3 separate regions of the Homo sapiens genome follow, and all the other regions are linked to region 3. A link is a contact called in ENCODE Hi-C data. All regions are on one chromosome and are shown on one strand. Each heading gives the region's core, a stretch centred on a gene start or an enhancer-like site at or near the end of the contact. The rest is flanking DNA. Distances are from core to core; before and after follow the strand shown.

Region 1 (4,780 bases), core at 510-3,009, 2.6 Mb after region 3:
GTGGCAGGGAAAGGACAAATGAGCCATTTCAGGGGCTAAGTGGCAAAAGGGAAATGGATGGACAACGCTGGGAGTTGCTTTTGGGCTGAGGAGAGTCCATGAGGTTCCTACAAGCAGAAGTTCCCAAGATCTCCAGACATAATTCAAGCTTTCCTAGACATATCCTATGCTTCCCCAAACCATTCCTGTCCCCTCCTCCACCCAAGATTCCTGTTTCTGAACATTCATACCTGTGGGGATGAGTCCATCACCAGAGCCCCCATAGCCACCAGACACAATGCTGGTTTCATTGAGGTTGGGTCCTGACACCATCACCTGCTGGAGGTCCTATAGGCCAGAGAAGAGGGGTTGCTTCAGGAACATAGGGGCTGCAGAAGCATTTTGGAGGTGGGAACAAGTTTGGATTCAAGCATCATAAAGATAGTACACAAGGGAAGTCTGCACAGAATCAAAATGATACGTAAAAAGAATGAAGGGAGTCAGATAAGTCAGGGGAAGGCTACTGGAATGGAGGGTGAGAACCTAGGATTTATAAATTGGATTCCTAAATTGAAACAATTAGAAGAATCAAACAGAAGCACCTGCTCCAGCCCATCATCTTCAGGAAGCTGCCTGGCTTCGCCGTTCCCGTGGATAGGGATCTCCATTGTGGCTGCCTTCCCTAGGATCCCGTCCGTCATGGCTAGGAAAGGTATTGGAGTAAAACTCTCCACCCCAGCACCCTGCAAAGCCCAACACAGAAGTTCTGGACACTGGCCAGCACTCTAGAAGAAGGAGGCCTCCTCTGTCATTTCTTTAAAGGCTGTCCCAGGGTTTGAGTGTCCCAGCGTTTGGCCATCATTCCTTTCTTCAGATATATGTATTTCTCCCCTCCAAAACGCACATTTGAAACAGGCACACCAAAGCACGGTGTCTTCTCACAAGCCCCCAACCTCACCAGGACTCTGGTGATTATTTCTACACTCATTCAGCAGACATTTAGTGAGTGCCTACTATGTGTCAGGCACTATTTGTGACAATGAAAATACAACAGTGAAGAGGGAAAGTCTGCTCTCTTAGAACTTATCTCCATGCAGGCGTGTTTATGCTGAGGAGATGAACCCTTTCCAGGGCTCAGGTCTTCACCCCCCTATTCAGGTTTGTTCTCCATTGCTTGGCCTTTCACATTCCTTTAGCGTTTCTTCCCCCTTCCTTCAGGGGGTCTCCCCTCCTCCGTCTCATACACCTCGTCTTCCTCGGGCCCTCCCCACCAGGCCTTAGTTAGATCAGTGGGTGTATGTTCCCAGTCTCTGGTAAAAGCCTCTCTCTCCCAGGATATCGGTGACCCTTCCACAGTCAGTTATGTCTCCCAGGTGTGTGAGTCCCCGCCCCCACCCCCATACACCTGGACATCAGGTGTGTCCTCATCCTTCCCCGGGGCTCGGGGCATCTTGCCCTCTGGACAGGTTTGTGCGTTCAACTTCCCGTCGCCCAAGCATGTTCCTCTCACCTCGGGCCGGGCCGCTCTTCCCCTCAGGGCGCCAGGCCCGGGCCGCGCGGGGACCTCGGGCTCCAGTTCCCGTCGCGATCCTAGCAGCAGGTCAGGGACTCGGCGGAAATGACGTCCTCTCCGGGCAGAAGAAGCCGGCCACGTCGCAGATTATAAGGGCGGAGCTGACGTCGCAGCCAGGGCAGGGCGATACTCGAGCTAGCTCTCGAGATCAGCGAGAGGTTACTTCCGGGGCGGCACCGAGAAGCTGAAACGGAAGTGGCGTACGGCATGCGCCGGTGGCGTGATGGAGCGGCAGCAGCAGCAGCAACAGCAACTGCGAAACGTAAGTGAGAACTAAGTCGTTTCGAGGCCAGACGTTCAGCTCGCATTCCTGCACACATCGCGGGAACCCCACAGGGCCAGGGATTTGAGGGCTGGAAACTTCGGGCTATGGCGCGCGGGCCTGGGAAACTTTGGGCGGCGCGACCTTGACTAGAAGTGTGGGGCCCTTATCGCTGAGTTTGTGGTCCCCCTTTTCTCTCAGCTGCGTGACTTCCTGTTGGTCTACAATCGGATGACAGAACTCTGCTTCCAGCGCTGTGTGCCCAGCTTGCACCACCGAGCTCTGGACGCTGAGGAGGTGGGGAACTGTGTAGGGAGGTTACGCTGCAAGAAGAGTTTAGCGGTAGACTGCTTCCCTCCTCACCCCACTTCCCGTACCTCTGGCCCTGGCCTTCCCACGACCCTCACCCCTAGGCTGGGCATGGGGAAGAAAGGAGGCGGACCCGACAGGGCACCTTTATCCTCCACTTAAACCCTATCTTCCTTCTAGGAGGCCTGTCTGCACAGCTGTGCTGGGAAGCTGATCCATTCCAACCACCGCCTCATGGCCGCTTACGTGCAGCTCATGCCTGCCCTGGTACAGCGCCGCATCGCAGACTACGAGGCTGCCTCGGCTGTGCCAGGCGTTGCTGCTGAACAGCCTGGGGTCTCTCCATCAGGCAGCTAGCCATACCCAACCCCAGGAAGGAAGGCCTTGGATGGACCCTCAGATTGAAGGACCCGGTGGACCTTGGGGTTGGTGAATCCTAAACAGAGAGAATTCGAGGTTGCCTGAAAGCTGGGTGTCCTTGCTCCTTTTCCTGGAGCCAATATACCCAGTTTTTACTCAGTTTGATTTATATTCTGGGCAAGGAAGCTTTGCCTACTTTATTGGCACAATCCGTTGTTCTGTCGTTTAGTGCATATCTGCTGGCTTCAGCCCTGGCAGCTGAGAAATTGTTTTCTATATGTAGAAGGAAAACCTGAGCATTTGCAGGCATCTGGTTAAAGCAGGGTCTGTGTGTACAATTTTAAAACGGGTAATATGTCATGCTCTTAGTTCATCTTCACAACAAAACTATGAGTAAGCGGTATTAGCCTCACTTAACAGATGAGGAAGCAAGATTCCAGAAAGTACCAGAAGGTCATTTTATACAACAGGAGATTGGTTCCTGCCCAGATGACAGAAAATGGGAGCTCTGTCTAGTTGTCCTTAAGTCTGACTGACTTCAGTGGCTCATAACCGTGAGCCAAGTATTTGTTGGTTCATAACTGTTGTTTTGTGAACTATGTCTTACATGTCTAGAGTTCTGCTGGATCTAGGGAAAGGAGGAGCTATCGAAGTACAACGGATCAAAAAACCACAGGGCTTTTGGGCACTGCCTCCTTGGGAAGTTAGTGGCCACAGAAGAGAGATGAAACCTGTAAGAAGTCTGGAGTCTTTTGGAACTTCAGCCATTTCCCCAGGTTGTTACTTTCTTAGTATGTACAGTCTTCTCAGGATGAGCAGTAAAACCTTTGAACAAAGGTCTGTGTGGTTGTCTTCACGGGCAATCAGGAAGGGAGAGAGCTGGGGACCATATTCTGCAATGCAGCCAAATCCGAGGAAGAGAAACTGAAGGGAGAAGTAGATGGCAATGGTTATGATAAAAAGGGATAAAACTAAATCTTCGGGACTTCTTTAATGCTACGTTAATGTTTCACTGCTCGTCTAGAAACTCCTAAATCCAGCTTTCTATCATCTGCCCCACATTGGTCCCATTGAGTACATTCTGTGATTTCTAATTCCAGCCTCTCCATTCTTTTCTCATTATTGCCTCCCCCGCCCCCCAACTTTGTGTAATTTACTTCTGTATTCAGCAGCCTGGATAGCATATCATTCCATCACCCCATTTTCTTGCCACCATTGGCCATCTTTTTGTATCATTCCACTTATTCTGTCTTTTCCATTCCTTCATTCAAACTGCTAGAGAAAAACAGTTGTGTAATGAATGCCACTAAATATTCAAGGCCTCCAACCTCAGCCAAGTCCTCACACCAACACGCAGTCACACCAACACACACCTTTATGGGTTCCTGGTCCATTTCCTTCTCTAATTACCATGGCAGTTATTTTACACCTCTACTGCTGTCCTTAATCCCATACCCCACCCTCATCAGGTGACCCTGTTTCCTTTTTTAGAGAAATTGAAGCTCTTAGACATTGGTTTCCACAGTAATAATTTTAAAACTTCTTACAACTACCTACAAAGCAGATGTTCTATCCTATCTACAGAGCAGAAAATTGAAATTCTCAAGTAGCAGACCCGGTATTAAAGTGCAGATCTGACTTTAAAGTCCATGTTCATTTTACACAGCAGGCTGCCTCTTAAGATAGTATTTATTGAGCACACACTTTGTGTAGGTTCTGATTTTGGTAGATGTCATGCTTTATATTAATCTTTACAACAACTATAAGTAAGAGGTATTAACCTCACTTAACAGATGAGGAAGCAAGAATCCAGAATGTGCCAGAAGGCACATTCTGCAGATTTCGTGCAAACATTTATACACAGCTTCTTTTTTTTTTTTTTGAGACAGAGTCTCGCTCTGTCACCCAGGCTGGAGTGCAGTGGAGCGATCTAGGCTCACTGCAACCTCCGCCACCCGGGTTCAAGCAGTTCTCCTGCCTCAGCCTCTCGAGTAGCTGGGATTACAGGCATGCGCCACCACGCCCAGCTAATTTTGTTTTTGTATTTTAAGTAGAGACGGGGTTTCACTGTATTGGTCAGGCTGGTCTTGAACTCCTGACCTTGTGATCCGCCCGCCTCGGCCTCCAAAAGTGCTGGGATTACAGGTGTGAGCCACCACGGCCGGCCTATACAAAGTTTCTTATTGAGAAAAGTGGTTCCAATCATGTTTTTTGCCCCCTTTAGCTGCTATCTCTTGAACAGAAAAGTTTGTTAGGAAGGTAAAAGTTGCTGACTAGGACCTTACCCACAGGGTGGC
Region 2 (4,878 bases), core at 1,514-4,013, 2.9 Mb after region 3:
TAGTCTCACTTCATCTTTTTCTTAAAAAGTTCTCTATAAGCCTGATGCTCACATTCAAATTACCAAGTCAGATGTCTCTACAATATTTTCATCCTACTAATTCTAGGGACCTGTCTTTTTTGACTGCCTCTCCTTTCTTGTATCCATCATGAAAATATTCCTTTAAGTGAAACTGATCACACAAGTAACATGGATTAGAGATTTATCAAAGATAAGCTAAAAATCCCAGAATTTGTTTCACGCTTTTTTTTTTTTTGAGACGGAGTTTTGCTCTTTTGCCCAGGGTGGCATGATGTCGATCTTGGCTGCAACCTCTACCTTCTGGGTTCAAGCAATTTTCCTGCCTCAGTCTCCTGAGTAGCTGGGATTACAGGTTCCGCCACCACACCTGGCTAATTTTTGTATTTTTAGTGGAGACGGTGTTTTACCATGTTGGCCAGGCTGGTCTCAAACTCCTGACCTCAGGTGATCCACCCACCTCGGCCTCCCAAAGTGCTGGGATTACAGACGTGAGCCATCGTGCCCAGCCTTCATACATGTTTATTGAGGGCTTTCAGTGTGTTGAAAAAAGTTCTAGGTGCTGTGGGTTGACTGATGAATAGATTAGATCCCTACCCTTACAGAATTCACATTTTAATAGAGGAAGGATTATGAACTTGTAAATGTATGAATAAGTAGATAACATTTTCAGAGTTTTTTAAGTGCTAAGAAAGAAATAAGGAAGTAATGGGATTAAAGGTCACTTGAGACTACTTTAGATTTTGTGCTTAGAGCGTACCTCTTTGAGGAGATGTATCTCTGCTGTTAACTATGTGATGCTTTAGGCCCTTCTTGTCTTTTCTAGTTTCTACCAAATTTTAGTTTGCCTCAGACTCTGACACCTACCCTATATCTTACTATTCCTTTGGATTAGGAGTTGTTCTTTGGACTTGTTGGATTAACTATGTAGAAAGGTTTATTCAATTAAAAACTCATCCTAAATTCCTGGCTCTAGCCCTTTGGCCACATCTTCTTCTAGGAAAATTTTTGATAAAGGAAATCCACCCAGTTTTGATGGTGAAATGGTGAAGCAGGAAACTTTTATGTCGTGGAAGCTTCGTTTTCCTAGTTCTTCCCCCATAATTTTGCTTCCTGTTGAATACCCATTACATATTGGACATTAGTGTGCCCTATTTGCCTATTCTGTGAGAGTAGCCCTTGAATCTATTTTCTCACTCCTCTTGTGATCCATTTTCTACATTCCATCCTGAAAATCGTATTTAAATCATTTACTTCTTTGTTTACAAACTTTTGAAATCCTACATTCGTTTATGATACAATGAAAACTACGTGACCCTGGCCGTTAAGACCCCTCATAATGTGGCAGCAATTAACCTCTGTAATTCCTTTTTACAACCACTCTTTTCCCTTTTCCTACCATCTGGGTCACTCTCTTCCCTTAAATGCCACATCAGCCATCTTCCCTCCACCTCAAGGACCTCAAGATGTTTCTTGACTTTGCATATTTCACTATATGAACCCTTCCCTACTTTCTCTCCCTAGGATTTTACACTCCTGACCTAGTTCATGTTTCTCTTTATTTGTGAAGCTTCATTAATTTTCCAGGTCAAGTTAGCAACTCTCTTTTCTGTGTTTGCAATACTAGCTATTATTCAAATGAGTCAAATTAACAACATGAAACTTTTTTACTTGAGCCCTTTGTTCCTGGAAAACAGTTATGGTTAAAGAAATCCATCCACTTTTTTTGTGTTCTGAGAAAGGGATTATTACAAAAAACCACCCCTCCCCATATGACTTAGATAAGGCATATGTGTCTTTTTTTTTATGATAGGCCAGACACAGACTCTTTAAATTCTCATTCTCAGCTTCATAAAAGATTAGCTGAACTGTTTATCCTCACTGGACAGTAGAAACAAAGTGATTATTAACTTGACCGAATATCAGTTAAATTTCTCTTCCTCTTCCATGCTCGTGAGTTTTGATCTATCCTTCTTCTGACCCAGCATACAACCCTCCTAAGAATCAGCTGACCTTGGGTAAAACATTTCATGGTGATCTTCCTGTCCCCATACTGATATCTTTCTAGCTTTGTTGATCCTTCACCATAAAAGGAAATCTTTTTCTCTCTGGTCTTTGAGATGCTTGTAGCTCTTGTGGTTGGATGGTTTTCTCTATTGCAATACTCTCCTTCCTCTTGTTGCAATGATCCTTGTGAATAAAGTCTCTCTTTACCTAAAAATGTGTTTGTTTTTATTTGATAACAAAAGTTACCAAAATGTTTTTTGTCTGTTTCAATTATATACTCCTTCTTCTCCCAGATTTGTAGCTTTTTGGAACCAGTCTTTTTCCTTTTCCTACCATCTGGCTCACTCTCTTCCCTTAAATGCCACATATTGGACATTAGTATGCTCTATTAATGACAATGCCAAATCCACATTTGTATTCCCAGCATGTCTTAATCTCCCTGTGTCTGACTGCTCCCTATGTTTATTTACATCAATTTCTCTTTCTACTTTAGTTTCTGGGTCTGTTGCTGTATCTCTCTGTCTGCTCTATTTCCTCTGTTCTTTACCTACCTGTCCTGAGGCCAAGATCCTGTCTTCAGGTTGCTCCAGAGAGACGTGCATGGAGAGTAGGTTCCTTTTCTGGGGCTGGGGCTGCCGACGTACAGCTTCACCCCAGGCTTTGGCCCCTTATGTGAGACAGGAAACTGAGTTTATCCTCAGAGCAGTGCAAAACTTCCTGCTGTAAGGTTTTACTTTCGTATTTGTTTTTTGTTTCTAAATCTGCTGATTGAAAGGAAGCCTGTTTATGCTTTCTTGCGAACACCATGTTCATATGGGAACTGGACCATGTTTACATTGGGACCACCATGTCCTTACATGGCAGAAGAGCAAACAGGCAAAAGAGGGCTGAAATCACCCTTTTATAACAGCATTAATACTATCTATGAGGCAAGAACTCTCATGGCCCTCTCACCTCCCAAAAGCTCCATCTTCTAACACCCCCACAATAGGAACCAAATTTCAACATTAATTGAGAACAGACAAACACTCAAACCAGAGCTCCAGTCAAATCCTCGATGAGACCATGATCTCAGTCAACACTAGATTACAATCTGGTGACATCCTAAAGTAGAGAACATAGCTGTACTTTACCTGGACTTCTGGTTACAGAAACTACAAAATAATAAATGTGTGCCATTTCAAACCTCTAAGTTTGTGGTAATTTGTTATGCAGCAATAGAAAACTAAAATATGTCAGTTGATCATCTTAATGAGAAATGGTTTTGGTAATGGCCATTTTCAAGATAGGAAAAAGAAAAATAATCACAGGAGATAGATGACAAACCCAAGATCACACAGGTAGTAAGAAGCAGACAGAGAACTCTAAGTCTAGCTTTCTTCCCATGACACTATGTGGTCTAACAGAGAAGAAACCATGGTTGCCTCTGCAACTGCCCATCTAAACGAAAGCTCTCATTTTTCTTATCTCTGATGGACAGAGATGCCTGCAAAACAGCTCCCTTATTTGCCTTTCACCTCTGAGGATAATAGCCCTTTATACTGAATTAACATTTCATAGTTTCTTAATTAAATGGGGTGAATAGTGATTAGGCCCAGACGCACGATAAACTCAGAGCTTTACAGAAAAAAGAGGAAACACTCAATTTCAGTGATTCTTTTATCAAAATTCCCATCTGTTCCTGCCCTGACAGTGAGAAAAATGAAGCCCACTAAGGTAACATGTGACTTCTGTGTGTGAGCAATTTTTTTTGCAACATCTGAGGCTCTTTTTCTACATCCCTCCAGTGATTTAAATTTCTAAAACTCAAGTTCTTTATTAAACACAAGCACTAAGAGAGTAACAGTCATTTATTTGTTCTTTGCATTTTAAGAAGAAAGGTCAAAAACACACTTCTGATTTGATATTTTTAAGTATCCACACCATTTAAGAACACAGATATATCAATTATAAATTTAAGATAGATGCAATAAATTCTTAATAAGGCAAGCATTCAGAATTGCAGGATTATTTTTGAAGTTATGTTATTTCCATTGGGCAAGGTAGCAGTTTTTGAAGTCCAAGAACCTTAAAAGTCTCCTTCTGAGGAGAAATTTATATTGACAAAGACCAGAGAAGTTATAAATATTCACAGTTTGCATAGCAGTAATAAGAATGATATTCATTGTTCCTGTTCTTAATTTGACATATTTCTAGTTGGATAGAAATTTCTCCAACTGATTCTATGTAAGAGGAAGTGCCAAAATTAGGCTATCAAATTGCAACTCACCTTGACAACTAAAAAGCCCATCAATATTGAGAACACCCACAATGATGTCTAGCACACATGTGAAAGGTGTGGAGAGCTCTGGTGCATGAGAACTTTATTTTTCATTTCAGGAACATCCAAGAAGTCATGGCCATGAGCAAACTGGAAACCATGTGTAACCCCACTGGACCTGGGAGCTGAAGAATCATGTGTTTGGCTAACGGAACCAGCTGACCAACCAGATTCAGAAAAGAAAAATTCAGACACTCGAAACAAGCATATTTGAGGCTCCAGTTACAGAAGAATATGAAGCCATCAAGCAAGAACTTGAAACACATTTTAATGAAGACCCAGAGAATAAAATATAAGTTCAATGGAAACATAAGTTAAATTTTGAAAAATGAGTTCAATTTTGAAAATAAGCTAATAATCCTTAAAGAGCAACTTCTTTCAGACAGCAAAAGAAAAGCCAATGAACTTATTCGTTTTTTAAAAAATTTAAGAAAGACTGGATAAGAAAAAGAGAGATTATAAAAACAAACTATTGGAAAGGAGCCGAAAATTGTTTTTAATTGTAAAGGCTAAAAAGTTGAGTGAGGAAGACT
Region 3 (4,561 bases), core at 1,478-3,977:
TACCCCCCAATATTTTCCCATTAAAATCTCTCCCGCCCTGGTCACATTTTTTCCAATGATGCCTTTTTTGCAATTAGCTCAAACTTCCAATGGGGCCAGATCTCACCTGGGAGAATCCCTGTCTCACCCATCTTGTCTTTACCATCAGAGCCCTGTGGGTTTGCTCAGTTACGCAGAATACTAAAGTAACTACTGGTTTGCCAGCCTAGGAACTGGGACTCCTGGGGTTTTTATTAAGCTGTGATGCTGGGAAAGTGCCTTGTATGCACATCCTTCTCTAACCTGGGCTCTTATGTAGGTCCCTGGGATTTCTTCCCGGACCCAAACTTCTGTACCTCCAAGAAATGGGAAGAGAGACAAGTGGTTGGAAGGGCAGGACTGGAAGAAGAACAATTCATGGGAGAGGGACGACTGTGACATGGGAAGATGACAGAATGGGGAACAGGGAGAGCCCTTAAATTTAGCTGTAGCACTTACTCCCCTCTACTTCTCTTTTTTTCTAGTGGAGAGAAATGAATACAGATGACTAGAGGAGGTAGACAGGAGCAAGATCCTCAGATGCACCCCAAAAGCTTGAGGATGGAGCTCTAGAGTGGAAACAAGAGCCTCCATAGCCAGGATGGACTGAAGTTAAATTTGGGAGGAATTCCTGAGAAGGAATAGGGTCCTAGGTGAGATGGGGAGTATTAAGGATGCCTGAAGGCAGAGGGGTCAGTAGAACTCCAGAGGGCTTCCTGGTCACTAAGGCCCTGATGCAGATCAGGGCATGCGGGTACCCAGCCTAGGCAGGCCCCAGAAGGTAGCAGGAAAGGAGCAGACACTTTTGCCTCCGCCGCTTCTTAAGTCCGAAGTTAGACCAGCTGCAGTCTTTCCTCCAGAATCCTGCATTTGCCTCCTCCCTTTATTTCCATCACACCCAAGCTGGTCCCATTCTTTCCACCAGGTGATGCTGGAACTAGTAGGTAATGGAGTCAGGGACCTTCAGGCTGTCTTCCGGCTTCTAGGCCTGGCCTCTTGGTCAAGCACCACGGGTTGGGGTGATTTTGATTTCCCACGGCCTCTCTTACAAGTCTTATTCCTGTGTCACCCTACCCTGACTGCTACAAACGGCTTCCTCCTGCCTAACCACAACCTCACTCACTGCAGGTTCCCTTCATTCTGCTGGCTTCCCTTGCTCTGGGCCCTCTCAAGGCTGAGGGCAGTTATTTTGTCTGTAAGAGATAAAGATGTAGTCACACAGACACGCGCGCGCGAACACACACACACACACACACACACACACACACACACACAGGCTTTCCATCTCTTTAATCCATCTCTAAGAGATGAAGATGTAGATACACAGACACGCGCGTGCGAACACACACGCAAACACACACACACACACACACACACACAGGCTTTCCAGCTCTTTAATCCGTCTCTATCACTGGGAGGCTGCAGACTGCCTCTCCAAGCTAGGGAGGTTTGAAAAGACTCTAGAACTCACTAAGTCTTCAACAACTGATTCCAAAGCTGGAGATAAGTGGGTGGGAGGGAAGGATACAGAGAGGGTGACAGGCTGAGGGTTCAAAAGGAATGAGGGGTGATGGAAGAAACCAGGAGGTGCATGTGTGTGGGTGCCAGAGCTGGGAAGGGAAGGGATGGGGCAGGTTGCAGAGGACCAAGACGAACATGGGGCAGGGTAGGTGAAGACAGGTCAAGGCCTAGGTATGACCGTATGTTTGGAGGAAAAGAGACTGGAAGGGATGAGAAGAGAGTGATGGCGGATTTGTGGGTAGAAACTAAAGAAGGTGTGGAGGGAGACGACAGGAGCATGTGTATAATTCAGGGACTAAGAATGAAGAGGAACACTAGGAGATGGTTCTCAATTGTCCCCAAAAGACACAACAAAAACTTGTCAGGGACTATCAGTACCTCTGAATGAGAGTCCTTCCACTTCCAGTTACAGGGCAAGACCAAGTTACTCCCAAAAGAGCAAGGCCAGGCTCTGGTCAGCTAGGAACAGCGTCTGCTCACTAAATACCTACTGCTTGGCTCCAGGTAAGGTCGGGACTCAGGAAAACAGACATACAGACAACGACTGGGGTCGGCGGGGCTCCCCCACCCAACCCGGGTCCTCCTGAGTGCAGAGGGCCTTGGGGCTGCAGACCGAGTGTGGGTCTGTATTAGCATCCATCTGACAGGGAGAGAGCTTTCGGAGGCCCCAGACACCGCCCCTCTCACCCCAAGTGTCACAACTGCCAGAGCAGAGGGAGCGCCTTTTCCAGCCCAGAAGCCCTCTCCCCTCACGCACTTCTCAACACCCCCCCCACCAACTTCTGAGGACACCCCACCTGCGTCCGATCTCCCAGCTCTGAGCTCTTCCACTTCAGAGACACTTATCTTGGAGCCCGGGACCCTCCGACCTCAGGGGTCCCTCTCGGCTCCCTAGAGGCGGTACAGCCGCCGGGAAGCCACCCTCGCCGAGCCTCCGCCGGCTCGCAGTGGCCCCGTTCCCGCCCCGCCCGGCCGGCCGCGCCCGCCCTACTTGGACTGAACCGAGAAGCTCCCGCCCGCGGCCTCCGCCAGCAAACTCATGAGCCGGCGCCCGCGCCGAGTCCTGGGCCGGCCGGGCTCTCCTCCCCCGGACCCCTACCCGCCAGCCCCGGCCGGGCCTCACCTGGTGCCCTCCCCGAGGCGGGGGAGCTGGGGGCGGCGGCAGCGGCTCCGGGCTCGAGAAGGAAGTGAGAGCGGGAGGCCGGAGGAAGTGGGGGGGGCGGGCCGGCGAGGCGGGGCGGGCCGGGGCGGGGCCCGACCAGGAAGTCCGAGGGCCGATCTCCCCCTCTCCAGCCCCGGCCCGCCCCCAGCCTCGCCCCCGGCCCAGTCCCGGGCTTGCCACGTTCCCCTCCCAGTCCGCTGCCCCTGCGGTCAGTAAGTCAGGCCTCCCAAGGTCAAGTCTCTCCGCCTCCTCCTGGCCACCCTACCCCTGGAGGCCCTACCCTGGGCGCTAGGCGTTCGTCCTCTTCCCCCCATCCCGCCCCCACCAGCCTCCGCGGGAAGATGCTGAGAAAGGCGCCCCTGGGCCTGGTCCCTTCAGTCAACCCCAGGGATAGAGTGGTGGCCGAGGCTGGGGCAGTCCCCGCCCCTGCCCTGAGCCCCGGGGGAGTGCGAGGTGGTGGTGATTCAGCAGTGGGAAGGCCCCAGACCCCTGGGGAGGGTGGGGAGACTCGGGGGGAAGAGGAGCTGGCGTCAGCACCCAAGGGAAAGACAAGATCAGCAGAGGCGCAGGCGGAGCCGCGGGCCCCAAAAACAGGATGTCGAGTCGTCATTCAGCACCGTGCAGCCCTGCGAGGCCTGGCTCTGGGGAGGGGGCGGGGCGGACGGAGGACTTGGGGCTTCCCTCGCCCCCTCGCCCCCTGTTCTGCTGGGGCGCGCAGCTGCTTGGGGCTGAAGAGCCGCACCCAGGCCTGAGGTCCAGCTTGGGCCCCGGCGACCCGCGGGTGGGCGGGCTCATGGGCGCCCTCTGGTGCTTCGCTCCCTGGCTTTGCGCTCGGAGCTTTGACTTGAGAATCCATATCCTTCGTTCAGCACAAAGTTTCTGAGCGCCTACCACGTGGAGAGAGCTAAGTGCTAGGTGCTGTGAAGAAACACAGCGTTTAAGACAGGATCCCTGTCTTCCAGAAGCTTTTCAAATAAACGGATTGATTCCAGGAATAAATAGCTTAACCTTTCTGAGCCTCAAATCTGTCTTTGGTAAAATAGAATAATTATATTTCACCCCGTAGTTTTGAAGATAACATGAGAATGGGTGTAAAAGACCTGTTGTCAATGCGTATCTCAAACACTAAACAAATATCTTTTAAAAATATCATACCCTAAGAGTCTGGCGCGGTGGCGTCTGCCTGTAATTACAGAGATGGTGAAACCTTGTCTCTATAAACACAAACACACACATATTTTTTGACAGTCTCACGATGTCACCCAGGCTGGGGTGCAGTGGCACGATCTCGGCTCACTGCAATCTCTGCCTCCCAGGTTCATGCAGTTATCCTGCCTCAGTCTCTCGAGTAGCTGGGGTTACAGGTGCATGTCACCACACCCGGCTAATTTTCGTATTTCTAGTAGGGACGGGGTTTCACCCTGTTGGCCACGCTGGTCTCGAACTACTGATCTCAGTTGATCCACCTGCCTTGGCCTCCCAAAGTGCTGAGATTACAGGCGTCAGCCACCACACCCAGCCTACTTATATTTTTAAAAAAATAAATAGGAACCACGTAAGTAATTTAAAACTGTCTATTAATGACATTTCAAAAAAAGTAAAAAGAAACGAAATGAATTTTAACTATATTTGACTTAGCCATAGCCAAAGTATTATCTTTTTTTTTTTTTTTTTTTTTTTTTTGGAGATGGAGTCTCGCTCTGTCACCAGGCTGGACTGCAGTGGCGCGGTCTCTGCTCACTGCAACCTCCGCCTCCTGGGTTCAAATGATTCTCCTGCCTCAGTCTCCCAAGTAGCTGGGATTACAGGCACGTGCCACCATGCCTGGCTTATATTTGTATTTTTAATGGAGATAGGATT

Evidence for each region. Hi-C counts contacts between places; a loop is a spot of excess contacts on that map. Pooled maps may share reads with other maps.
Region 1: a pooled map shows a loop between it and region 3 (15-fold over the local background). The contact joins the promoter of TIMM10B here to the promoter of RHOG in region 3. A Hi-C loop is called at or near these places in 7 of 50 pooled maps.
Region 2: a pooled map shows a loop between it and region 3 (4-fold over the local background). The contact joins the enhancer-like site here to the promoter of RHOG in region 3. A Hi-C loop is called at or near these places in 5 of 50 pooled maps.

Annotation. Positions count from the first base shown.
Region 1 is chr11:6,479,742-6,484,521 of GRCh38, forward strand. It overlaps TIMM10B (translocase of inner mitochondrial membrane 10B), which reads left to right and starts at 1,760. Exons shown (of 3, transcript NM_012192.4): 1 at 1,760-1,814; 2 at 2,016-2,111; 3 at 2,304-4,780. The coding sequence starts at 1,776. The coding sequence ends at 2,480. ARFIP2 (ARF interacting protein 2) reads right to left here and starts at 1,590. Exons shown (of 8, transcript NM_001376558.2): 1 at 1,490-1,590; 2 at 582-722; 3 at 231-327. The coding sequence starts at 680. RefSeq lists enhancers at 1,183-2,382, 1,219-1,338, 1,819-1,868.
Region 2 is chr11:6,743,773-6,748,650 of GRCh38, forward strand. It overlaps the pseudogene GVINP2. Among named protein-coding and RNA genes, the nearest start is that of OR2AG2, 26 kb to the right of the region's middle. RefSeq lists an enhancer at 2,717-2,906. Within about 2 kb of position 2,764, at least 11 of the 41 ENCODE cell types and tissues checked have a DNase peak (open chromatin) inside an H3K27ac peak, as active enhancers do.
Region 3 is chr11:3,838,232-3,842,792 of GRCh38, forward strand. It overlaps RHOG (ras homolog family member G), which reads right to left and starts at 2,728. Exons shown (of 2, transcript NM_001665.4): 1 at 2,663-2,728. LOC124902619 (a long non-coding RNA gene) reads left to right here. Exons shown (of 2, transcript XR_007062560.1): 2 at 1-44. RefSeq lists an enhancer at 869-1,068 and silencers at 2,469-2,858, 2,909-2,958, 3,309-3,578, 3,619-3,668.